2 separate regions of the Homo sapiens genome follow, and region 1 is linked to region 2. Evidence: read pairs that join two places in POLR2A ChIA-PET (ENCODE). Cell type or tissue: A673. All regions are shown on one strand. Links, peaks and the distances in the headings refer to the core of each region. The heading gives the core; the rest is flanking DNA. Region 1 overlaps ANKRD11 (ankyrin repeat domain containing 11). Region 2 overlaps ZC3H18 (zinc finger CCCH-type containing 18).

Region 1 (12,192 bases), core at 5,979-8,478, 790 kb after region 2:
GGCACAGCCTTGCAACACCCTGGATGGGCGGCCAGGGGCTTGTGAGAGTGGCTCCAGGCAGGAGGACCCTGAATTTATGGGAGGGGGCAAGACTAACCCTCAAGTGCTCCTCAGATACGTTTCATTAAATGCACTGAAAGTTTTGTAAAAGATGCAAGTTTCAACATGAGATACAATTATTTACCCAATCTGACATGTGGCTTAACAAATGTGAGTGGATTAGGGGATTTTTGTTTTATTCTTCTGAAATACCAACTGCCTTCTTCTTCCCCTTCTGAAACAACCACTGGACAAACTGAACGGCACATATGCTTTTCGGGATCTCAGCGTAAGCAGCTCCCACTGCTAGGGATGAAGAGTGCTCCTCTGTCTGCCTGAGTGAAACCTCACGACACCTTGCACAGCCCGCAGTCCTTGCTGACTGGAAGCAGAACCAAAACCTGAGCTGGAGAGAGTGCACGAAAGTTCCATCTAGACCCAAACCTAAATTGCACAGCTACAGAATGAAGTGAACAGCACTGAAGCCGGAAGGGACAAGACTCAATCCCACGTGACTGAACCCATGTGTCCAGCACCAGAGATACTGGGCGGAGCACACATCTCAGCTGTGTAAAAAGTAGAAGTTCCTCTTCAAAGACTTTCCTCCCCATCTAATTAAAAATAAATAGTAACTTCTCTTAAAAGCAACATTTATTCAAAGACCTGTGCTGACATTCCTAAATATCTGCTAGCCTTAATAAAGAAATCAATGTACTTTATGTTCTTAGCTCCCACAATTTAGCCTAAGTATCTGCCCTGGCATGCTTATACTGGTCGAAGCAAGCATTAGGTCACGGCCTGTTCCTCTTCCTTAGTTGAAGGTGTTTTTACCTTTCTCAGCATTCCACAAATTACTTCCTCCTTCCTTTGTTCTCCTCTGCCTTTGCCTCTTTTAAAAAGTTCTAAGTTGCTAGCCAATCGGGACAAATACAGAATGTGAGGTCCCGTTCCAGCCAATGGAAACCGGACACAGCAGTTGGTATAAAAAAACCGGACACAGCGTCAGGTTATAAATGACCCTGGTCTCCTTTATCCGGTGTACTCTCGTGGCAAAACTGCTGGCGAGTGTACCCTTTCTGCAGAAGGTATAAAAAATGGCCTTGCTGAGGAAATTAAATTTACGTTCAAGTGCTATTTCTTTACGGCACCAGGGCACAAGCATTTCAAACAGCTGGGAACACGCCTATCCCTGTTAAAAAAAATATACGATGTTTCCAGATAAAAGAATTCTGATCAGAAATAGGTAAGTTTTCATTTAAAATTTTTTCCTATACTCTGCCTTCTGAAGCAGTCTCTAAATTCACCCTGTATTTGACGGTGCATGCGAATTTGTTATTTATGCTTAAATGCCAGCCAAGGAGTAAGATTCAGTCTGCATTAGGAGATATACCTAATGCTAAATGACGAGTTAATGGGTGCAGCACACCAACATGGCACATGTATACATATGTAACAAACCTGCACGTTGTGCACATGTACCCTAAAAGTATAATAATAATAAAATTAAAAAAAAAAAAGATTCAGTCTTGCAAAGTTTTGAAATCTCTCAAGGGGGAAAAAAAACCTTACATAGTTCACAATTCTGAGTCCAGAATCTAGGAGAAACCACCAAAACTTTCTTTGCATTCTGTCAAATTCAAACGCACTCTGTGTGCCAAGCCTCACTCACTTTATGTCCACCAAGCACCACACGCTGCTTCCCGTGTATGTGGCCCAGGCCCCTGTGAAACAAACACACTCTCTGTGGTAGACTGGAAGAACACGGGCCTGCAGGTTCCAGTCAGGAAGTGGAGTGCTAGCCCTATGCGGTGACTCATGCCTGGAGCACAGCACTTCAGGAGGCTGCGGCAAGGAGGACTGACTGAGGCAAAAAGTTCGAGACCAGCCTGGCCATCGTGGCAAAACCCTGTCTCTACAAAAAAGAAAAAAAAAATTACCCAGGTATGATGGCATACATGCCTGCAGTCCCAGCAACTCAGGAGCCTGAGCAGGAGGACAGCTTGAGCCCGGGAGTTGGAGGGTGTGGTGAGCTATCATTGTGCCATGCCACTGCATTCCTGCCCAGCCGACCAAGTGACACGCTGATTTAAAACACACACACACACACACTCAATGGAAGGCAAAAGAAAAGGAAGAAAAAAAAGACATGGAGCCTTTCTTTCCAGCCCTGGAGCCTGGGTGTACCCCAGACTTGCTGGGCCCACGAGGACCCTGCCACTTCCACCTGTGCCCTCAGGCAACATGTGGGGGCCCACACAGACTGAAGTATGAAATGGATTCAGCCCCCATCAGCCTAATGCAGCTTCATGAGTGATCCCAGGTATGACCAGCAGAAAACCACCAGGCAACACAAGAATTAAGAGAACTCATAAATCATTATTTTCTTAAGACACCATGTATTGTCTTACACCGCAATAGGTAACTGAAACACATCCTACTCACGGTAAGAACAAGCTGAAATATGGAAAGTTGTTTGAGATGCTACTTAAACACAGATTTAACTCCAGAGCAGAGCCTTTCCATGTATTTTTCTTAACCTATTCGCCCTCAAAACAGCGCTGAGCACAGCAGTCAGACCCTAAAGCAGAGGTGTCCAATCTTTTGACCTCCCTGGGCCACACTGGAAGAAGAACTGGCTTGGGCCACACATAAAATACACCAATGCTAACAACAGCTGATAAGCTTAGAAAAAAATCTCATAACGTTTACAAATTTGTGTTGGGCCACATTCAAAGCTGCCATGGGCCGCGGGCTGGACAAGCTTGCCCTATCTCACACTGTTCCCTGTCAGACTGTAAACACTACTCAGAATCACACAATCTCATCTCGGCTCCAAGTGGAAGCTTGCTCAGCACCACGGCCAACCTGATCCCACTGCAGATGTTCCAACAGCCTGGCACGCAGATGGCCCAGGGAAAAGCCTCATCGAATGCTGAATACCTGTGAGATCATTTCTTACAAAGCCAAATGAACAACACTATGTTAATTTTCAAATTTTGGCATGGAAATCACATTCTAAGACGCTTCCCAAGCTTTCTGGAGGATGCTATGAATTCTGTTTTATAGGTAACAAGTCTGGAAGCCAAAATAATCAAGATTTAATAAAATGGCCTCAAAAGTGACAAGACTCTCCTTCCCTTATGACAGACCATGTTTGCTTTCCTTTTTACTAGATGATTAACTCAATTCTTTCAACAATCCTGTCCAGTGATGACTATCTTGTTGGCTGGTCAGAAGGGGAAGTTCCAGAGCTGGTTTTTGTAGAAAACCTCAGATTCTTTCAATCCCAGGCCATCTTATCACGTAGTCTAAACCCTTGTGTCATCACCTCCTGACGTTTCCATCAGCAGAGGCAGAGCTCTCACCTTAAAGAGCATGAGGCCAAATCACTGGCTGCAAAGCACAGAACACAGACATCCTTGGCCACACAAGAGTGAGAGCCACTGAGCCCAACCAGGGTGCAGGGGAGCCTCCCAGATGAGAGGCCTGTGCTTGGTCCCACAGGGTGCAGCCTTACCGTGCTGCTGAGACACTCTGCCCAAGAAATGGCTCCAGGATTTTCTGAAACTCGCTTTCAAAATATTTCCAAGCTCTTATGTCTTGTGTATGCCTTAATAATTGAAAAAGAGGTATGTTCACTCAAGAAAGGGAAGAGCAGTAAGCCAAGTAGGGGGCCTTTTACCGCAATTCTTCCTGGGCAGTGTCTGTGGAAGGTGGTCTCTCCGCAGAAACCCAACGTTTTTTTTAACTTTGTTTTAGGTTCGGGTTGCAGGTTTGTTACGTAGGTAAACTTGTGTCATCAGGGTTTGTTGAACAGACTATTTCATCACCCAGGTGTTAAGCCCAGTACCCAACAGTTATTTTTTCTGTTCCTCTCCCTCCTCCACCCCCAACCCTCAAGCAGACCCCAGTGTCTGCTGGTCCCTCTCTGTGTCCACGTGTTCTCATCATTTCGTTCCCATTCATAAGTGACAACACGCAGTATTTGGTTTTCTGTCCCTGCATTGGTTTGTTAAGGATAAGGGCCTCCAGGCTCTATCCATGTTCCACAAAAGACATGATCTGATCACTTGAACCTGGAAGGTGGAGGTTGCAGTGAGCTAAAATGGCGCCACTGCACTCTAGCCTGGGTGACAAAGTGAGACTCCATCTCAAAAAAAAAAAAAAAAAAAAAAGACATGATCTCATTCTTTTTCATGGCTGCACAGTATTCCACGGTGTATATGCACCACATTTTCTTTATCCAATCCGTCACTGATAGATGCTCATGTGGATTCCATGTCTTCTTCTGTGAATGGTGCTGCAATGGACATTCGCCCGCATGTGTCTTTATGGTAGAATGGTTTCTATTCCTCTGGGTATATACCCAGTAATGAGACTGCTGGGTCAAATGGTAGTTCTGGTTTTAGCTCTTAGAGGAATCGCCATACTGCTTTCCACAGGGTTGAACTAATTTACACTCCTGCCAACAGTGTATAAGTGCTCCCTTTAATCCACAGACTCGCCAGCATCTGTTATTTTTTAACCTTTTCGTAACAGCCATGCTGACTGGTGTGAGATGGTGTCTCGCTGTGAGAAACCCAGTTTTCACGATCAGCTGGTTTCCACTCGCTGAAATCAGCAGACTCTTGTTGAAAAGGCTGCCATCTTGCCTTGGCTAACCCGAGCTGTTTCCTGTATCTGTCATGAGGGTGCTGAGACATGTCTAGACAGAGGTGCGGCACAGTCAACTGGACACCATCCATGACTTGGCCCTAACAAAGCAGCTCTCTTGAATGTGTGCTATGGGTACACCAAGTCCCACTTCCGGGGGCACCCAGGGCAGGGGTCAGCAAAGGCTTTCTGGAAGGGTCCAGATGACACACACTTTGGGCTTTGCAAGCCACTCACGGCCTCTGTCACATCATCCTGTTGCTGCTGTGAACGACCCTTTAAGAATGTGAAGACCATCCTTCGCAATCTGGTTGTACAAAGACAGACCCACAGGCTGGATTAGGTCCGCTGATTGTGGTTTGCCAGCCCCTGGCCTGGAGCTTTGCCAGTGTGCAGGCTGGATGCCCAGCCACGGCTCCTTCTGCTAGGACGACCTCTCCTCTATGACAGACTCCAAGATGCCACCCCGAGACTCACCGGATACTCACTACCTCAACTCTCCACCCCGCACCCATCGGTGAGGAAGAGCAGGCACCTCAGGGGGACAGTCCATACATCCCCCTTCGTGTTTCCCATCGAAACACAACAGTCCACTCCACGTGGGAGTTCAGCGTTCTCTCAGGGGTGGGTAGAGCGCCGCTCCAGACTCCTGCCGCAGGGGCCAGTGCTGGCCCAGCAGTACCGGGAGCCCCTCCTCCTGAGCACAGTGGCGGCGCCCAGAGCGGCAGACCTCCCACCACTGCTTCCACTGGGGAAAGGCCGGGGATGCTCAACGCAACCTTAGCCGGCAACTCAGGGGAGAGACGCTCTCAAACGACCGGGAGTCTCAGGGGAGCGACGCTCTCAAACAACCCGGAGTGTACAGCTGCCATGGTCACCCACGCTCCCTCTTAGGCCACGGCACACACCAGTCCCTGCCGCCTGCTCCCCTCTACCCTGTTCCTGACCCGTCCCTCCTCAGCCTGACAAGTCCACATTGCTTGGGGGCCTCTATAAATCCTCCATGGCACAAAACCTCCCTTGACCAGGAAAGCTCCCAAAGGCTCCAAGCAGCAACAGCTGCAGGTTTTTTGCAGATTGGTGAGTACAGCTCCACGCATCCCATCCTGACTACCCCCAGCGGCTGCATGTCCACCTGCTGCTGCCTCTTGCAAACTATGACTTGTTCAAAAGCAGGTGGGGAGCCTGGGCAACATGGCGAAACCCTGTCTCTACAAAAAACAAAAATCAGTCAGGCACGGTGGTGTGCTTGTGGTACCGGCTACTCCAGAGGCTGAGGTGGGAGGATCACTTGAGCCCAGGAGGTCAAGTCTGCAGTGAGCCATGACTGCACCACTGCACTCCAGTGTGGGTGACAGAACAAGACTCACTCTCTCAAAACAAAAAACAAAAAAAGAAATTGTCCTTGCAACCAACTGCTGTGCTCCGTTTATCTGAAAACCCTGTTTATCTGATTTCTAGTCCTGTTCACAGTGCTCACTACGCTACTCATTGGTTTAAAAAATAAGTCCTACATCAAACCAGATTCCAACAATTCCAACATACTCTGTCCACTCTTAACATGTTTTCGAGCTTTTTTTTTTTGATACAGATTCTTGCTCTGTTGCCCAGGCCAGACTGCAGTGGCACAATCTCGGCTCACTGCAACCTCCGCCTCCCAGGTTACAAGCGATTCTCCTGCCATAGCCTCCTGAATAGCTGGGATTACAGGTGCCTGCTGCCGTGCCTGGCTAATTTTTGTGTTTTTTTTTTTTTTTTTTTTTTTTTTTTTTTAGTAGAGATGGGGTTTCACCATCTTGGCCAGGCTGGTCTCGAACTCCTGACCTCGTGATCCACCTGCCTCGGCCTCCGAAGTGCTGGGATTACAGGCATGAGCCACCGCGCCCAGCCCAGAGCTTCTTTTGTGCAGCATTTTCTCTTGCTCTCAATTTAATTTCTTGCTCTAAGGGAAAAGACAGCAATAAAAACACGCAGCTCTTAAAAAAAAAAAAAAAAGGGCTGGGTGCCATGGCTCACATCTGTAATCCCAACATTTTGGGAGGCTGAAGTGCTATAATTGCTTCAGCCCAGGAGCTCAAGACCAGCCTAGGCAACACAGTGAGACCAGTTTCTAAAAAAATACAAAAATTAGTCAGGTGTGGTGGTGCACGCCTGTGGTTTCAGCTACTCCAGAGGCAGGCGGGATCGCTTGAGCCAGGAGGTTGACGCCACAGTGAGTCCTGACCAAGCCACTGCACTCAAATCTAGGGGAGGAGAAAGACTCTGTTTCCAAAAATTTAAAAAATGGGCACACAGAACAAAGAGGCAGTGGGACTCTAAGAGAAGGTCTTCGTGCTCGCCTGGAGGGAACAAGGGTTGCATAGAGACTTGGGAGTCAACCAAGATGTAAGCAGCAGACTGAGAGACCCCCCACTGGCACCCATTCCTCCACAGCAAGCCCACAGCTGCCCTACAATGATCACATCACTACCAAGCTCTGGCCTGACAATCTACCCTAGAAAGGACCAACCACACCAGATCACAGCATAAGCACCCCAAACCCAAGAAGTTTTCCCAAGAGAGAATATGAAACAATAATCTTCAAAGGGCTGGTCTCCAAACAAAAGGCAGTGCAGCGACCTACACCTAGGTACGCCCGAGAAATGCCCACACGTCTCCACGACACTCGCAGGTCTGTGTTCACAGCAGCGCTGCAAAGGGCCAAACAGAGACCATTCAGGTGTCCATCAGCTGATGGGTGCATGACCCGCATGACCCTGCCACAGGGAGGGCTGTGCTCTGATGCCTGCTGCAGCAAGGGTGCGCCTCCACGGCACCAAGCTCTGCCGCAGCATGGGTGCGCCGCAACAGCACAAAGCTCTGCCGTATCAGACACAAAGGCCCACAGATTGTCCTTCACATGAACGTCTGGAATAGGCAGATAAATCCACAGACAGAAAACAAGACTAGTGGTTGCCAGGGTGGAAAGAGGATCCTGGAAAGGGAGGGGGTGCGGTCACAGAAGGACAACCAGGGGGGTCCTTGTGGTGACGCAAGGGTTTTAAGGTCCCGACTGTGGGACACAGGCATCTGCATCTGTGATCAACTGTACAGAACTCAATACCCTTTCCAAGTAAGGGTGAAACAGCTGTCTAAGACCAGAGGGTTTCATCAATGCCGATATACACCCTAGGGGTGATACTGTTCAGTGTGCAAAATGCCACCACTGGGGAAGCTTGGCAATGTGTACAAGGGACTGCTCCCTGTTCTTTCTTACATCTCATGTCATCTATGGTTATCTCAGAAGAAAACAAACAAAAACCAAACACGGGGGGCCCAGCCCACCTCAAACCCCAGCTGCAGGATGGAAGCTCAGAGAGGCTGGGGGCCTGGCCCCTTCAGGAAGAGCCAGGCCAAGACCATCCAGTAACGAGAACGCAAACCTTCTGGCTTCAGAGCTCTCACTGAGGAAGAATCTCAGGCATGGCAGGAAGAAGACACACTGCTGTTCAACTGGAAAAGGATCAGACTCAGTAAAATGCTCTTTGCATTCTTCCCCACGCCCCTCCCTGCCCTGGAGCTGGGGTGGAGCTGCTTCTTCTCAGGACTCAGGCGAGGGGAGCCCATGTCCAGGGGTGGCCAGCCTGCACTTTAGTGTGGGCCTGTGCCCAACTATGTGGCAGCTCTGAGGATGAGAAGATGTTTCTGGAAGGAGCTGTGAGCCACAGTGCAGTCCAGAAGGGGAGACAGGCGTGCCCGGTACCTGCCCCAGCCACACCCTGGGCCCAGTTAGGATCCTACAGGATCCTGAGCCCTCCTGCCGTTATCCAGGGCAAAGATGGCAAATGGCTCCTGCAAGATGACACCCAGGGCCTTGAGGCAAATTCCCCCAACCAAGCAAAGAGAAGACCAGAGGCTGGAGCACACCTCCTGCTGATGGAAACAGCCCAGCAGCGACCACAGGGCCTTCCAGGCAGCTCAGCGTCACCGCACACATTTGACAAATGACCGACTGAAGCCTAGGACGCCCAGGTGAGCTCAGCATCCTCCCCTGACCTGCACCCACCTGGCCTTGTTCCTCCACGGCAGGACCCGAGAGCAGAAGGGAGCTTTCATCACGGTGACTGCTGTGCTGGGAAAGGTTTCCATGATGCTGGTCAGAGGCAGCCGAAGATGGCAGCAACCTCCCTGCTGATGTCAGCCCCAGACGACCCCCAGGCCGGCTCCTGAGTGCTCAGTACAGCAGCCTCTCAAAAGGCCAAGCCTCCATTCACCCCACGGCACTCAACACACCCAAGAACAGAACCCTGCAGGCGCCACGAGACGCCCAAGAACCAAGCCCTGCGGACACCACGAGACAACCCTAGGGCTCCGTCCCTTGCTTGAGCTCTCCTAGTTGAGAAAAATGTGTTTGGCAATGTTATAGCTGCCCCGTCTCATGACGAAGGGGACTTGTTCAGGTGAGAAACGTTCAACTGCGCGCTCGCTTACTGAAAACCGCCGAGGGGGAAGACGGGACGAGCGTCTTGACTTTCAGGGTGCACGTAAGTGGCTGGTCCCACCAAGGAAGTGCCAGAAAAAGATGCAACGACTCTCACTACCTCCCAACACTTTCGCAAATACTCACTGAAGAAAGGCCACCTACACAGAGAGGCAGGTTCAGCATGACACCACTAGGCAATTCTCACAGAACAGAAACAAATAAAGAATAAGAAAGAGATGACAGACAAGCACCGCCAGTGTCCATTCTACCATTTGGTGTCGTTTTATGTCATTTAAATCAAGTCATTCCCTGCACAGACAGGTGTCCAGCTGCTCGGTGCATGGAGGCCAGAGCCACAGAAGGGGCCGCTGACGCCAGCAGCTTCTCTCTGGTGCCCAGGCTATGTGGTCTGTAGTCTGTGCACCACCCACAGATGAGTTCTCTCAAGGACCAGCTCAGATTCCGCCATGCTGCAGGAAGGTCCAGGCAGGCGCCGCTCCCCACATTCAAGGGTGCTGTGCACTCCCTGCCCACATGACGACACCCAAGGAGGGGTGTGGAGGGCGATGCAGACTCCCCCCTGCACCCCCTCAGGATGACTAGATGGATATGAGAGGTGGTCTCGGGTGTGGAGGGCGATGCGGACTCCCTCCTGCACCCCCTCAGGATGACGGAGAGGAGAGGTGGTCTCCATCAAGGCCACGCCCTCTGCCCAGGCCAGCAATGTCCATCATGTTCCTGAGCAAACCGAGCTCTTCCACAGGAGGAAAGGGAGGTAGACCTGGTGACCGTGTGACTCCACTGGCATCAAGAGGAACTCTACTGACTGGCCTGTTACAGAACAGGAGGCTGCTCCATAGAAATCAGCTGGAAGAAAGAACCCACAGAGGCTCTAAAGATGGGACCGGTTTGTCACGGGCCAAGAACATGGTGAAGCCAGGACTGAGCACTCACACTGAAACCAGTGGGTCCCCAGGTGGACTGAGGAACCACAAGGACCACCACGGCGGGCACCCGGCCCTCGCATGCACACACGGGCAACTTTACAACCTGGCCTGGGAAGAAGGACCGGCGCCCACTCCCAGGAGGAAAAGCAGCGGCAGCGCACGGCAAGATGGATCCTGACACTCAGAGCTGGGGAAAGAGCCACACGTCCTCCTGCAGCCCGAGCCTCTCACTGAGATTAAGAGGGGCTCTGGGGCAGGCGGAGGCGGCGGCAGCGCCCAGCGACGGATGCGGCCACCACTGCAGGGCCTGCCGCCGGTGTGGAGAGCCCGAGTCACGGAGCCCCATGCTGCCCCTCACAGCACGGACGGGGTCGACAAGGCAGTGGCAGGCGGAGTGAGAGGCGGCTCAGGGCACCAGCTGCCCACTGAGTCACTGTGAGAAGAGCGAAGGCCAAGGCTTGGGAAGGTTTCCAGCTGACAGAGACGCCACTGAAACATGAGCTGATAAAACAAGATGATGTTGGAGATTTACTAAAATACTAACATTAAGATATTAATACTAAAAATTAAAATACTGAAATTAAAAAATGTTTAAAGAAAGAAAAAAATTTTTTTGAAAACATGAACAAGTGCAAGGAGGAGATGGATCAACCCGAGCTGGTCAAATGCTAGTAAACGCTGAGCCCGGGGACCCAGGACACTGTTCTCTCAGATTTTGTGACTGAAGATATTCCCCACGCAAAGTTAAACAAATGTTGAGAGTCAGAAAGCCACCCTGTGGCAGGGACTCACTGAAAGTTACTTCCTACAGCTCCTGCACCACCCGTTCATCAGTGGTCCCCGTTTACGGACCCCGGAAGCTCCCGGGTGACCCAGTCCACCTCAGAGAGTATCACCCACAGAATGCAAGCTGACTGGTGTGTGCCTGCCTACCTACATACACCCCGAGGAAGGCACAGCACCCACAGTACGTGCGTTCACTGCAAGGAAAGAATCTTCCAGTCACCGTTCCTCTGTCCCCATTGTCGCTGTCATAAAGAACTCTTCTCCCGCTGCATATCACCGGGGTTCAAATAAAGCCCTTCTGAGGGATGCCCTGTGGGAATGACAGAAGCAATGGAAAAGGCCTTCACAGATCATCCAATGCAACTGGAAAACTAAGACGTTTACCCAAGATTGTGAAGCAATTTAATAGCTGAACTTGAACAAAAACACCTATTTCCAAAATTATCCCCAGATAAGTGGTAAGGCTGTGGTAAGCGGCAGCATCCAACACAGCAACACCGGACCCCTGGCTAGAATAACCCACACAGTGATACAGATGCGCAGGAAGCTCAATTCCAAAACACACGCCTTCCACCGGGGGCAACCCCAACAGGGAGCCAGGCCACCCTCTCCAGCCACGCCAGCACCGCCGTCCACCCAGCTGCTCCTTCGAGCCGTGCACGGCCTGAGTCACAGGAAAAGCCCAGTTCTGCTGAGTGGACGGCTGCAAGGGGAGGCTAAATATGGCTCATAGCAGTACCAGACACCAGCGATTCGAGAGAAAACATCGGCATGTGACTGAGGCTGACGTCGGAAGTTCACATTCCCACGAGCTGCTTTACTTCACGAAATGAAAACATCATGTAACTCTCGCTGATGCATAAGGAAGACCTGCAGAAACGCTGCAGACACAACCCCACGCGGGAGGCATGCACACGACACCCCTCCCACACCTACCTGGGATCCCCCAAGAACCCAGCACCCAGGGACACCTGACAGACGCCTGTGTAGGGTTACAAGATTGGTAGAACCTTATTCTTACTTTTAGTTAGAGCTGCTATTAATTGCACTTGACACAGAGGTGGGGCCTGAGTCTTGGCAGGCGGTCCACACGGGACAGGGTCATCAGGAGTGACCACCAAGCGGGCTGGGGCCCTGGCCCACTCGACATCTCCAGAAGGGTCTGACGACCACAATACCTGCAGGACAGGAGCTCCGCACTTCTGCAAAGCCAGAGTGGAGACAACACGCAAGTGTGAGGCCCGCAGAGAGGGGTGTTAACCCGAGACAAAAATGATCAATAGTTTTACTGGTGATTTTCTTCAC
Region 2 (12,192 bases), core at 4,211-6,710:
ATGAGGCCTCCTCAGTCACCAGGGAGCTGGATGAGCATGAGCTAGACTACGATGAGGAGGTTCCTGAGGAGCCAGCTCCCGCCGTCCAGGAGGACGAGGCTGAGAAAGCGGGGGCTGAGGATGATGAGGAGAAAGGCGAAGGCACTCCCAGGGAGGAGGGGAAGGCTGGTGTTCAGAGTGTGGGAGAAAAGGAATCCCTGGAGGCTGCCAAGGAGAAAAAGAAAGAGGACGATGATGGAGAAATCGATGATGGGGAAATAGACGTGAGTATGATGGAGCAGAGCGTCGCGGGGCATCCTGCCCAGCAGCCTGACATAGACTGGTGCTGGAAAGGAGGGACTCTGTGTGGGACTGACTTAGTGATTTGTTACTAGGGATGGTGCAGGAGAATGAGAGGCTTGTTTTGGGTTCAGTCCCATAGTGATTGGAGAGAAAGAGCCAGAAATCGAGAATGAGCAGAGGCAGCTCCAGAAGCTGCCAGCAGGGTTTCCGTGGCCCTCGGCCGGCCAGCTGGTGGGATTGTTTGGGTTGTAGTGAAAGGTCCAGCGCCCAGTGTTTTTAGGTTCTAGGAATGAAGGGTTAATGTCTGTCCTTGTCTTTGCCGTCTTCAAGTGATACTCAAGTTAACACTCAACCAGAAACCACGTGGGTTTCCACTCTTGTCAGGTTTTTGGACTGAAAAGAATGAGGAAATTTTCCATCTGGTTTTGGATGTTTTAGGCATTTTTATGCTGGTCCTAGAGCCTGACCTCTGGAGAGGGCACCAGCTGGGCCAGGCCTCTTTGGACATATCCCTGAAAAGACTGTGGTGGGCACCTCAACTTCTGACAAAGCCAGCACACTTTTTTGTACATTAAATTAATGTGGCCTTCAGGTTGAGGGGAAGGTAGTACTATCTATGATCCTAGGTATGGGTAGGTGGGGTTTTCTTAGCAGTTGATGCCGTTGGAAAAACTATGAGTGTTTCGGGAGAAACACCCCAAAGTCCTCCTGAGTGATACTTGCCGGAGCTATTGAACTCAAAGGAGGTGAGCAAGGGACAGAGCAGTTGAACTGAACTGGGTTTTTGTTGTTTTTTTTTTGAAAGATCCTGGGGAAGGGGATTGTGCTTATGGGGAGTCATTGCGGTGAAGAGTGTCTGCCGAGAGTATCTCTCTGATGTCATGCTCTGGGTTGAGGCAGGTAAAGGCTGCCAGTTAGATGTGTAACCGCCGGTTTGCCTTGAATGCCATGCTCCTTTTTTTTGAGAGAGAGAGTCTACCCTGTAACCCAGGCTGGAGTGCAGTGGCGCCATCTCAGCTCACTACAGCCTCTACCCCCAGGTTCAGGCAATTATCCTGCCTCAGCCTCCTGAGTAGCTGGGATTACAGGCGCCCGCCACCACTGGCTAATTTTTGTATTTTTCGTAGAGATGAGGTGTCGCCCTGTTGGCCAGGCTTGTTTCAAACTCCTGACCTCAGGTGATCCGGCCGTCTCAGCCTCCCACAGTGCTGGGATCACAGGCGTGAGGCACCACGCCCGGCGGGTGCCATGCTTCTCCAGTAGCATGCTGGCGTGCGTGCTCTCAATGCACGTTTGGATATGACTTTCCGGCCATCGCTGCTCTCTGTGGCACTGCTCAGTAATTTATAGGGTTTGAAGTATTGCTCATGTGACTTTACGGGACGTGTGTGCACCTGCAAGCTGAGAATTTTAGATGTTTCATCTTTCCGCAGCGAAGTGTAGGAAGTGGTCTCCTCAGCTAGTGCTTTTTGCAAGAGGAGACCTACCCCAGGGCTGGCAGAGGGAAAGGAGAGACGGTGAGATTCAGGTTCATCAGCTGGGGGAGCTGGTTGGGTTGAGGATGCCCATGAGACTGAGTTTTTGTGTCCTGGGGGTAACAGCCCTGTCTGCACCACCACTGGGAGTGCAGCAGGTCCTGCACCCAGGGCTCTGGCGTGCTCTAGTTCCTCTTAAGAGGACTGGCTGCAGACCCTCAAGTCTTGGGGGAGATTCATCAGACGGATCAAGGGTCCCCATAGTGGTCCTGAAAGGCCATGTCTGTGGAGCATACTGTGAGTTCTCAGTGCCGCACCATGGGCGCGGGCGGTGCGGTAGATGGGTCCAGCTGCTCTGGAGAATGGCCCTGGCTGCCAAGGGCCTGGACATGCTGGTTTCCCCTAGACACAGCACATGGAAGAAAAACCCCATTTGCCATTTTTGCCTACCTAGACCTTGCCTGCCCTGCCTGGCACCGTCTTGTGAGGGGACCCACAGTTGAAAACGGAGTGCTGCTGTGGAAACCCCAGCACAGCTCCCTTGGCAAACGGGGAGGCAGGTTTCTTCCACCGCACAGACTGCCTCCAGCGCCCCACATCCCCCATAGGTCTGTGCTCCTGGACACCAGCACAGGTGGACCTTGCTGTGCCACATGCTGAGTGTGACTGGGCAGGGCGGAGCAGAGCCCGCTCCTGCTGTGGGGGCAGCAGGCCTTTAACCAAGGTGGGCAGTGCTGTGAATGGTGGGTTCAGCCTCTACAAGAGCACATTTGACTTCAGGCCCCTGGGTTGCTTGCCCCAGGAGCCCCCGTGGTCTCCTCTTGTTCCCACGCCCAGCAGCGTTTCAGGCTCCTCCATCCTTTATGTGTCAACCTCAGCATTTGCGTAGGCTGTTTCTCTGTTGCCTCTGCCTCTCTGTCGTGACACAGGTTCATCTGTGTGTGTGTGTGTGTGTGTGTGTGTGTGTGTGTGTGTGTGTGTGTGTGTGTATATGTATATGTCTCTGCCTGCTGCTTCCCCTATTCCCAAGAACATGTTTCCTAAGACTGGGGGCTACCTGGCTGGTTCCCCTATCTCCCTGGGGCCTGGCACATAGTGGGCAGCCAGTCAGTAGAGGAATCCTACTTGCCCGGGGCACATTGAAGGTGAGAACCTTTGTAATGTGAAGTGGCAGTGAGTGGAAGGTCCACGCTCAAGAGCCAGTCACAGATGGAAGGGAGTTCACGTGAGCAGCATCAGCCCTCCACCCTTGTGGGAAGGACCCAGCAGAGGTACGCGCCACGCCATCCTGTGCATGAAGAGCTGCCGCTCCGGCTGCTTCCAGCTTTTTCCTCCTCTCAGGCCCAGTTCCAAGCCTGTCGTCCACTCTTGCATCTCTGCCGTATCTCCACCAAGCCCACCTCCTGTGCCTGCCTCTTTCTCAGAGGCCCTGCTGCATTCCTGCCCCGCGCCCTGCTCCCTGTCTCTAGCTGGGTTTCTCTGATGGACTGGGAGCCCTGGGGTGCGCCGGGTCCGTGAGCAGTCAGCTTCCCACCAGGCCTTTCGCCCGGTCCCCTTTCCTTTCAGTCCCTGGAAAGCAGCCTCTGCGTGTGGTGCAAAGTGTCCGTTCTAGAAGACATTTTTCTCGTTGCTTTCAAGTAGAGCCCTGGTGTCACGTCTACTACCCAGATGTTTCTCTGTGGAAGAATTACTCTCTTTGGCCTGTACCTTCGCAAATGGATGTTTCTGAGGCCTCATAGCATTCCAGGTCCCAGCAGGGTCTTACCGGCCCAGTCAGGAGAGGGACTGATTCGCCTAGAGGCTTTCCCTGCATGCCTGCAGCCTCGTGGCCTACCCCTTGGCACCCTGGTCTACTGGATACCTGGAAGGATTGAATGGCAAAGTCTAGAGAGCCGTTTGATTTGGCATTCTTTTCTCTTTTTCTTAGTTTTGATTTTTAATTTTTGTTGCTTTTAATTTAAAAAACAGATGGGGTCTCACTATGTTGCCCAGGCTGGTCTTGAACTCTTGGCCTCAAGTGATCCTCCTACCTGGGCCTCCCAAAGTGCCAAGCCACTGTCCCTGGCCTGATTTATCATTCTTTTTCAGAAGCGCTTTCTCTTCTCTCAGGGCACATGTCCCTTTTAGATTTTGGGTCACTGGGACAGGTGAACTGATTATGGGGTACACTTTCCTTGATCGGGACATCAATTTGTACAATAAGCCCTTGAAATTGTTTAAACCACATAGCTTGTGCCTAAGGCCTTGAATCTGTGTTTGGTATGCTGCCAGAACACCCCCTGATGCAAGTATCTTCTGGAAGTGCCGCTGGCCTGCGTGGTGGGGTGGAAAGTTTCCGTACAGGGCTGGGACCAGCAGTTTGCAGCACCTGGCTCATTTGTGGTGTGGGTGAGGGCGTCCCTGACACCAGCTGACCTTCAGTCACCGGTCTCTTACCTGTTCAGGAAGCGGCATGGAAGAGAGCTGGGTGCAGCAGGCCTTGTTTTTATGCTCCTGCCGTCCAAAGAGTGCGTGGAGCCCACCCTGACCCACTCATGCCATGTGGCAGCCTCTCCTTTCTCCTGCACGTCTAGTCTCTCCCCAGAACCACCTTTCCTGCTGGGAGATGACAAGCTCCTTCCAGCCTGGCGAGGCTCTGATTTGCCGTTACAGTTGAGAGGCCTGGCCTGGGTCTGTCTGCCCGCTCTTTTGCTCACTCCATGTTCCGTGTTTATATCTGACTTGACATTTGATTAGCAGGCCTTCCGTCACCTGGAGCACACTGGCCCTTGGAAAGGATAGGGTTCCCATTTTGTTCCATTCTCCTCTTATTGAGGACCTCCTACATTTGTAGGGTGGCCTCCTAGTCAGCCAGCAGCGCAGTGGGCCCTGTCCTGAGTGGGTGGGCCACATGACTCCTGTCATAATTGGTAGCTCTCAGTCCACCTTTTGGAACATTTTCTTTGCACATGGTCTTTAATATTTTCTCCTGTTTAAATCCACCTTTCCTTTTTCTTTTCTTTTTTTTTTTTTTTTTTTTTTTGAGATGGAGTCTTGCTCTGTTGCCCAGGCCAGAGTGCAGTGGTGCGATCTTGGCTCACTGCAACCTCTGCCTCCCGGGTTCAAGCGATTCTCCTGCCTTAGCCTCCCGATTAGCTGGGATTACAGGCATCCGCCACCACGGCCAGCTGATTTTTGTATTTTTAGTAGAAATGGGTTTCACCATCTTGGCCAGGCTGGTCTTGACCTCCTGACCTCGTGATCCACCCGCCTTTTATGTCTGGATCCATGAGCTCTTCTGCAGAAGATTCTTCAGCGAGCCTCATGGCTGTGGGTTTCCACTTCAAGTGGGGTTCTCTTCCGTGTCACTGATAAGGTGCCAAGTGCGCCCATTCTATTGCCAAAGCCCAGGAAGCAGCGGCCTGTACCACACTTGGAAAAAGGGCCCCGTAGCATCAGTAGTAGGCTCAGAGACCTTCTGTGCCCCTTAGCGTGGTTAGTGTTCCACATAGCCACATGAAAAAGCGCAGGCCACCGTCCTTACAGCTCTGAGGCCTCAGAAGCTCTGAGAACTGAAACCTTTTCCTCACCTGGTGGCAGACCTGGCCCAAGCTGGCGTGAGGCTGCTCATAGCCTCCTGCCTCCCCTCTTGTGGGAGGGTCCCCGAGACCTCTGCACAGGATTGCTGTGTACCTCGCAGGCTACCGTTTTAGACCCTGTGTTGTCACCTTTCTGAAGCCAGAATATTTCTGAATTCTCAAGACACCTGGCCCCACAGGTTTCAGTTAAGGAATGATAGACCCGTATTTTCACCCACATCCTGCAGACAAGATGCCCAGGATTCAGGAGGTTGTGGTTGGCCTGAGTGGCCGTGCCAGGTTGGGCCCGGGGCCCGGCTGCTCGGCTTCCTCTGGCACAGCAGCTCCACGCAGTGGCCCCCTTTCCTTATCTGCATCTGCCTTTGTACAGAAGCTCCAGTGTGAAATAACTTTTTTCTTGTTGTGTAAGTAATACATGTTCACAGTGTTCTTTCTATTTAAGAAAGGAAAAGAAAAGGCTGCACAAAGAAGAAAGCGAAAATCCCCTGTGTCATTGCTCTGAGTTAGTCCTGTTTAGCACGTTACCAGTGAGGCGTTTCCTTTGAAATGGAGGACTCAGGCGCGCTTGCTGAGCACTTGCTGCTCATGTTTTAAGCACGGTGCAGCATTTTCCTTCAGCCCACATCACCCTGCTCTGGGGCACTTGCCCCGTGGTGCAAAGGGGAAGGCGAGCTTTGCAGATCAGGTGACTTTTGCAGATCAGGTGACCTGTCCACACTCACAGTCATGACAGCCTGGACCCAGGATTTGAACCTGGGCCTTTTCCCCCACTGCATGTGAATTTTATAAAGGCTCTTAAAATTGGAGTAGATGATGCCCTCAGCCTGGTGTCCTTTATCCACGTGTGTATTTCCCCTGTGGTGAGAAAGCACCAGCAGGAGTGTGCCAGCGTGGAGACCCGGCTTCAGATGGGTGCACTGAGGCCTGTGTGTCTCCTCACACTCACCCTCAGTGTCCACGTCAACTTGGCCTGTCCCAGGTGGTGTGTGTTGAGAGCCCCACGGGCACCATCCGTTTTTAGGCCAATTTGTAGCTAGCTGGTCCACTCAGGCCCCTCCTTGTCCTCTGCTTCCTACTCTCTGTGGCTCGGGTCACATGAGCAGAAGGCCATCGGCGTGAGGGAAACCAGGAGACCCGGAGTTCCTGCGTGGCAGACACTTAGTGTGACAATCTCAGATGACTTCAGCTCTGGGTCCCTGTCTTGAGTTGTCTTTGCATGATATTCTAAAATTTAAGAACTTGTTTTAATTATCCATTATTTAGTGATTTGTTTATTTATTTTGGGAGGTTAAATATTTTGTTATTTACACATATAAAGTAAGAATAAAAATTGGGCACGGAGGCTGGGCGTGGTGGCTCACACCTGTAATCCTAGCACTTTGGGAGGCCAAGGCGGGCAGATCACCTGAGGTCAGGAGTTCAAGACCAGCCTGGCCAACATGGCAAAACCCCGTCTCTACTAAAAATAACAAAATTAGCCAGGCGTGATGTCGGGCACCTGTAATCCCAGCTACTCAGGAGGCTGAGGCAAGAGAATTGCTTGAACCCGGGAGGCAGAGGTTGCAGTGAACCGAGATCGTGCCACTGCACTCCAGCCTGGGCGACAGAGCAGGACTCTGTCTCCAAAAAAAAAAAAAAAGCATGGTAATCATCCATTATTTAAAAGACCATTGTGCTAAATGGTGGTTAGTTGAAAATTCACAATATTATATTGCTGAGTGATTGGTGGATTATTTTTGTTTGTTTGATTTTTTAACTGAAAGGGGCCATAAGCCCAGCACACCAATATGTACAGCCCCTGGTCCTTGCGGGTGTAGAGGCTGGGTGACTGGGGTCAGTGTGTAGGTGCTAGTCTGTGTTCTTTGGGTTGAAATGATGTCTCGCACCTTCAGTATGCAACTCTGGTCTGTTTACCGATCACCTTTAGTAGCTACAGGGTCCTCCCTCCAATCTTAAGGTGGTTACATTGTTCTCCTTTTTTGCTTCTGTGAATGTTGGTGGTTACATCTTTGCAGAAACAATGCTACATCTGATCTAGTTTGTTTCCTATTCATCCTGATGCGGGAAAAACCCTTCTCACCACCTCATCTCCTACACGCTCACTTCCAAGTAAGGCAGGAAGATTGGAATGGATTCGAACTTTCCAAATGAGTTTTGTTTTTCTCATGGGAACAAAGAATGTGTTCTCCACTTAGATTTGAGCTTACATAGAATACCACGTTGAGATTTTAGTGTGGTGCTCATTACTGTAAGAATAGTAGTAAAAAGAAGACACAAACTAAAAGACCAGAGAAGAGAGACATCCTGTCACTTGGCATAAATTAAACATGCCTTCTCTGATCATTTCTTTTTTTAATTTGTTATGTTTGATCATTTCTTTAAAAAGTGATTCTGCTGGATTACTTAAGGGATATAACTCTCAGGAATCTGTTCTTTTCCTTATAAAATACTTTTTAATAACCAGATATCTTTGAGGCAAAAAATGATGCAAATATTTAAGCTGTGAAAGTTTAGGTTGTCGTAAATCCAGGGTTTGGTTTCAGCATTTTTTCATTCAACAGATAATTACGGACTGTTTACTGTGAGCCAGATGCTGCCTGGGCCCAGCAACTTGGCGATGGGCCTGCCCTGGCAGACGTGGGCCTGCCCTGGTGGGGCACAGGGTTCAGCCAGGCAGGTGGTGGTGTCGTCAACACAAGGGTGCTCAGGTGTGGCTGCAACACCTGCAGGGCTTGGGGCTGCAAGGACCTGTCGTAGGGGGAGCTCAGGGAAGGCCACCCCAAGGAAGGGGACTCAAGCTTCCATCTGAAAGTAAGTTGAATAATCAGGAAGAGGAGAGGGAAGAACGCGGTCAGGCCTGGAACTGGAAAAGGGCGCTTCACACTGTGAAGCGAGACTGGAGGAGTTGAGGAGGGAATGAGAGAGGTCAGTTAGAAAGTGGTTTTACCAGGCTGGGTGTGATGGGCAGTGGTGCAGATTGCAGGAGATGGGGAGGGGGATCAAGAGGGGCCACATGGGACCGGTGAGATTGGTTACGCTAGGGCTGGCTGGAAGAGGCCGGGATCAGGCTGACGAGTACTTCCATCTTGGATGGTCCTGTGTCAGGGATGTCAGGTGGGCAGCTGGTGCCCACGTGGGCTGGGGTGGTGTAAGGAGGGGTCTCAGCTGCACGTCCGTGGGAACAGGCCCTGGGACAGTGGGTGGCTTGGGGAGAGCACCAAGCAAGGGTCAGGTTTGGCTGTGCACCCGAGTCCCTGTGGGTGAGGCCCAGCTTAGAGCTCCTGGGTTGTTCTAAGACTTGACAGTCAGGGTGAGGAGCTGGTTGAGGATGAGCCTCAAGGCGGGCCACTCCCAACTGCTGGCATCACTGCCCTGAGGCACCCAACTCCTCCCCTCCCCAAGAATTGTAAATTAGAGGATGTTTGTGTTTAAGGGACATAAAATATTTTGTTCTCCATATTTTATTTAAATGTTAAAAGTTTTAAAACCCCGAAGTGTTACTATTTCCTGCCCAGAGTTGATAGTTAAGAGAAATGTCACGAAAGCCCACTCTGTAAATTGCCCTGTGTGCTGCACAGTGCTTCTCCCTGGTGCTGTGGCGGGATGCTTAGAGCTGCCGGGCACGCTCTGATCATCCCTGCTATGTAGATCTGGGACCTAAGATTTGGAAAATTGACGTGAATTCAATTCCTGTGACAATATCCAGGTTCCACACGCAGCTTCCTGCCCCTTCTGGTTTGGAGAAAGCAGTGCTGATTGATAGATGCCTCCCCCACGCTAAGACGGTGTTCTCTGTTTCAGGATGATGACCTGGAAGAAGGTGAAGTGAAGGACCCCAGTGACAGGAAGGTGAGGCCTCGTCCCACCTGCCGGTTCTTCATGAAAGGTAATTGTCTGCGTGTGAGGCCTTCTCGCAGCCAGCTGGGGCCCCACCTTCTGGGGCTGTGGTGCTGGCTCACCTTGCCAGGCCCTGCTCTGCTCAAGGCAGTTCTCTGGGCATTACTGGCTAGGTGGTGGTGGTGGTGGTGGTGGTGGTGGTGGCAATATTGATGGTAAACAATAGGCCCTTTTATTGGTGCTTTTATCACTTTAATGACTGCCTTGGTGGGAGCAGCCTGGTCATTCTCATTCTCACACTGGTGGTCCCAGGCCCTTCCGATCGCAGCAGACCCATAACTATAATGCAGATGGCATCAGTCATTTTTCAAAGTGGTCCTTTTCATAAGGCCGAATGTTCTAGACACCAGAATTAGCATTTTCCCCACCTCTGTAGAGATGGCCGCTTTTCCTGCAAGATGTGTCCGAAGCGTTTGTTCGTGTGGAATGGATTTCGAAATGGCCAGAGATGGCCGCTGAAGGCAGCAGGGCTCTCTCCTGTAGAAGGAATGGTGTGAGTTCAGGAGCTGCAGCAGGGGACAGTGTAAGAAAGTGTCAGAAAAGTCTGGGCTGACCCATTTTAAAATGTGGCAGAACTCTAGCCTGATGATGTTAGGGCTTTTTGTTTCGCTGCTTAATGTCTTGGGGGATTCGGAAATGGAAATGAGAATTTCCAACTTGTAAGGGTATCTTTGATGTGCAGCAGTAGTTTTGGCATATTTCTTGTAATTCAGCGTTCCCCTTGGAAAGGTAGGAAGGTGTTTTTCTCTTTTCTCTTAATTTTGCTGTAAGCCCATAGATGACTGTCACTGCCAGCCTGTGTGTGCCATCTAAAGCTCACAAGAGCTTCCTGTACTTCTTTTCCAGATGTTGTGACACCATTATCCACTCTTCTTCCACCAATATCCAATTCCATACCATTCAGAGGCCAGGTTAAAGGTACAAAATACGCTATATTCACTCTCTTCAGTACCTTAAAGTCCCCCTACTCCAGAGGCCAGACTTCCTTCTCCTGGATCCAGAACACAGCTGTGAAGCCAGAAGGAAAGGGGGTCTTTGAGGGGCAGAGAGCTGTTCGGAACCTCCTCCTTAGAGGCACGTGAGCCAGTCGAGCATCGGGGACAGGCAGGACACACCCTTGGGGTGTGGCGGAGTCCCATCATTCAGAGGCAGGCTGTGCTCTTAGAGCAGCCGGGAACGCCCCTGTGCAAGAGATGACCTGATGATGTGGGGCTCATGGGAACCCCGGGTTAGGCTCGCTCCTGTGGGTGTGTGCTTGCTTGGTTTTGCCAAGCAAAAACAGTTGACGTGCCCAAGTCACACGTGCATGTGAGGGGCCCCTACTGGGGAGAGCCTGTGAGGGCAGCAGACTTAGAGCCGTAGATTGTCACAGACACACCTAAGAATGCAGAGAAATGTGCGGTACGTTTTGGAAAAGCTTTGGTATTCACAGTGTCAGTATTTAAAGAAATTGGAATTTAAGCAGAAGACCTCTTTTCCATAATAGTGTGGGAATTAACAACATCAGTGTCTCAAATTTCTGTATGAAAGTGATGGAGAACAATCTGTACACATGTACGTGTACACATTTGCAGTCATTTTGAATCAGCACCCATCACAGTGCAGTGCTCTGGTCTCTGGGTGGCAGTGTGACTGGGAAGCTTGACCGGCCAGTCGGCGTTGGCCTGATGGTTCCAACTGCAGGAGGCTGCAGCATCCACCAGGGCAGGGAGACTCTGGACCAGGAGCCCAGGGCTCACTGCTGAGCTAATTCCAGAATTTAACAACAGAAGCACAAAACAGACAGAGAGATGGTTACTGGAACTCTTCATTCCCTTCATTGGGAGATGCCTGGATGAACACAGACAGGATCCTGTCTCCTTGCACATCACGTGGGTTGGTCAGAATTGGAAGGTGGTGCCCCCAAAGTTAGACTAAGTACTGAGTTTGGGTTTCAGCAAGTGAGACCATGTGGAAGGGTTTCTACAGTCAAGAAAGGAGTTTGAGACCAGCCTGGGCAACATAGTGAGACCTTGTCTCTACAAAAAATGAAAACTTAGCAGGGTTTGGTGGCACGCATGTGTAGTCCCAGCTACGTGGGGGGTGGGGGCTGACAGGGGCAGATCACTTGAGCCTGGGAAGTTGAGGCTGCAGTTGTGCCATGATCGTGCCACTGTACTCCAGCCTGGGCGACAGTGAGACTCAGTCTCTTGAAAAAAAAAAAGTCAGAAGCTAGATAAGGCAGCATTTTTGCGGCTTAATCAGGTGTTATCAATAACTCATTTCAGAAGTGTTTTTATTCTGTAGAGTGAGGTGATACGGTACAGAGGAAGTGGCTGATTCTTACCGTTTTCTAGATCATGTCTTCTGCTGCTGCTTTGTTATGAGAAATTTGGACTTAAATGTTTCTGCCTACCTGCAGTTTATATGAAATTGAAATTCTTCAGTTTATGATCTCTCCAATAACAACAAGTTATTTTAAAAACAAAATGAAGTTTGTTGTGTTGGCAAGGATATGGAGATGTTGGAGCCCTCATTCACTGCTCGTGAGAGGGTAAAACGGTGCAGCTGCTTTAGGAAACAGTTCCTCAGAAGCTCCCGGGTACCCACTGTATGACCCAGCAGTTCCACTGCAGGTATGCAGCCAAGAGAAACGGACGTGTGCATTTATGTGAAAGCTTGTGCATTAATGTTCACAGCAGCATAATTTCCAGTAACCAAAGAGAAACAACCCAGGTACCCAAAAAGTGAGGAATGGATAAACAAGTGTGGCCTGTCCATGCAGTGGAATGCTACTTGGCCATAAAGGGAATGAAGCACTGGCTCATGCCACAATGTGGACAAACTTTGAAGACGTGCTGAGTGACAGAAGGGAGCACAGAAGGCCACAGGTCCACAGAGACAGAAAGCAGATTGTGACTCACGCCGCAACGTGGACGAGCCTTGAAGACGTGCTGAGTGACAGAAGGGAGCACGGAAGG

What was found. ChIA-PET counts read pairs that join two places held together with the same protein. Peaks named below come from ENCODE experiments on the same cell type or tissue, not always from the same donor. Only the 100,000 strongest peaks of a DNase experiment are listed, where the experiment ranks them.
Region 1: POLR2A ChIA-PET joins it to region 2 with 5 read pairs; 2 of 35 experiments call an interaction of 5 or more read pairs at or near these places.

What each region holds. Positions count from the first base shown.
Region 1 is chr16:89,361,938-89,374,129 of GRCh38, forward strand. The region is part of intron 2 of ANKRD11 (ankyrin repeat domain containing 11); the gene reads right to left. The region is part of intron 1 of LOC128462377; the gene reads right to left. Among named protein-coding and RNA genes, the nearest start is that of ANKRD11, 120 kb to the right of the region's middle. RefSeq lists enhancers at 1-312, 296-365, 1,907-2,046, 6,968-7,955, 7,956-8,943 and 1 more. In A673, for the core only: no CTCF peak of the experiment used is centred there; no DNase peak of the experiment used is centred there; H3K27ac peaks cover 773 bases.
Region 2 is chr16:88,577,464-88,589,655 of GRCh38, forward strand. ZC3H18 (zinc finger CCCH-type containing 18) reads left to right here. Exons shown (of 18, transcript NM_144604.4): 2 at 1-263; 3 at 9,137-9,221. Among named protein-coding and RNA genes, the nearest start is that of ZC3H18, 13 kb to the left of the region's middle. RefSeq lists an enhancer at 12,058-12,192. In A673, for the core only: no CTCF peak of the experiment used is centred there; no DNase peak of the experiment used is centred there.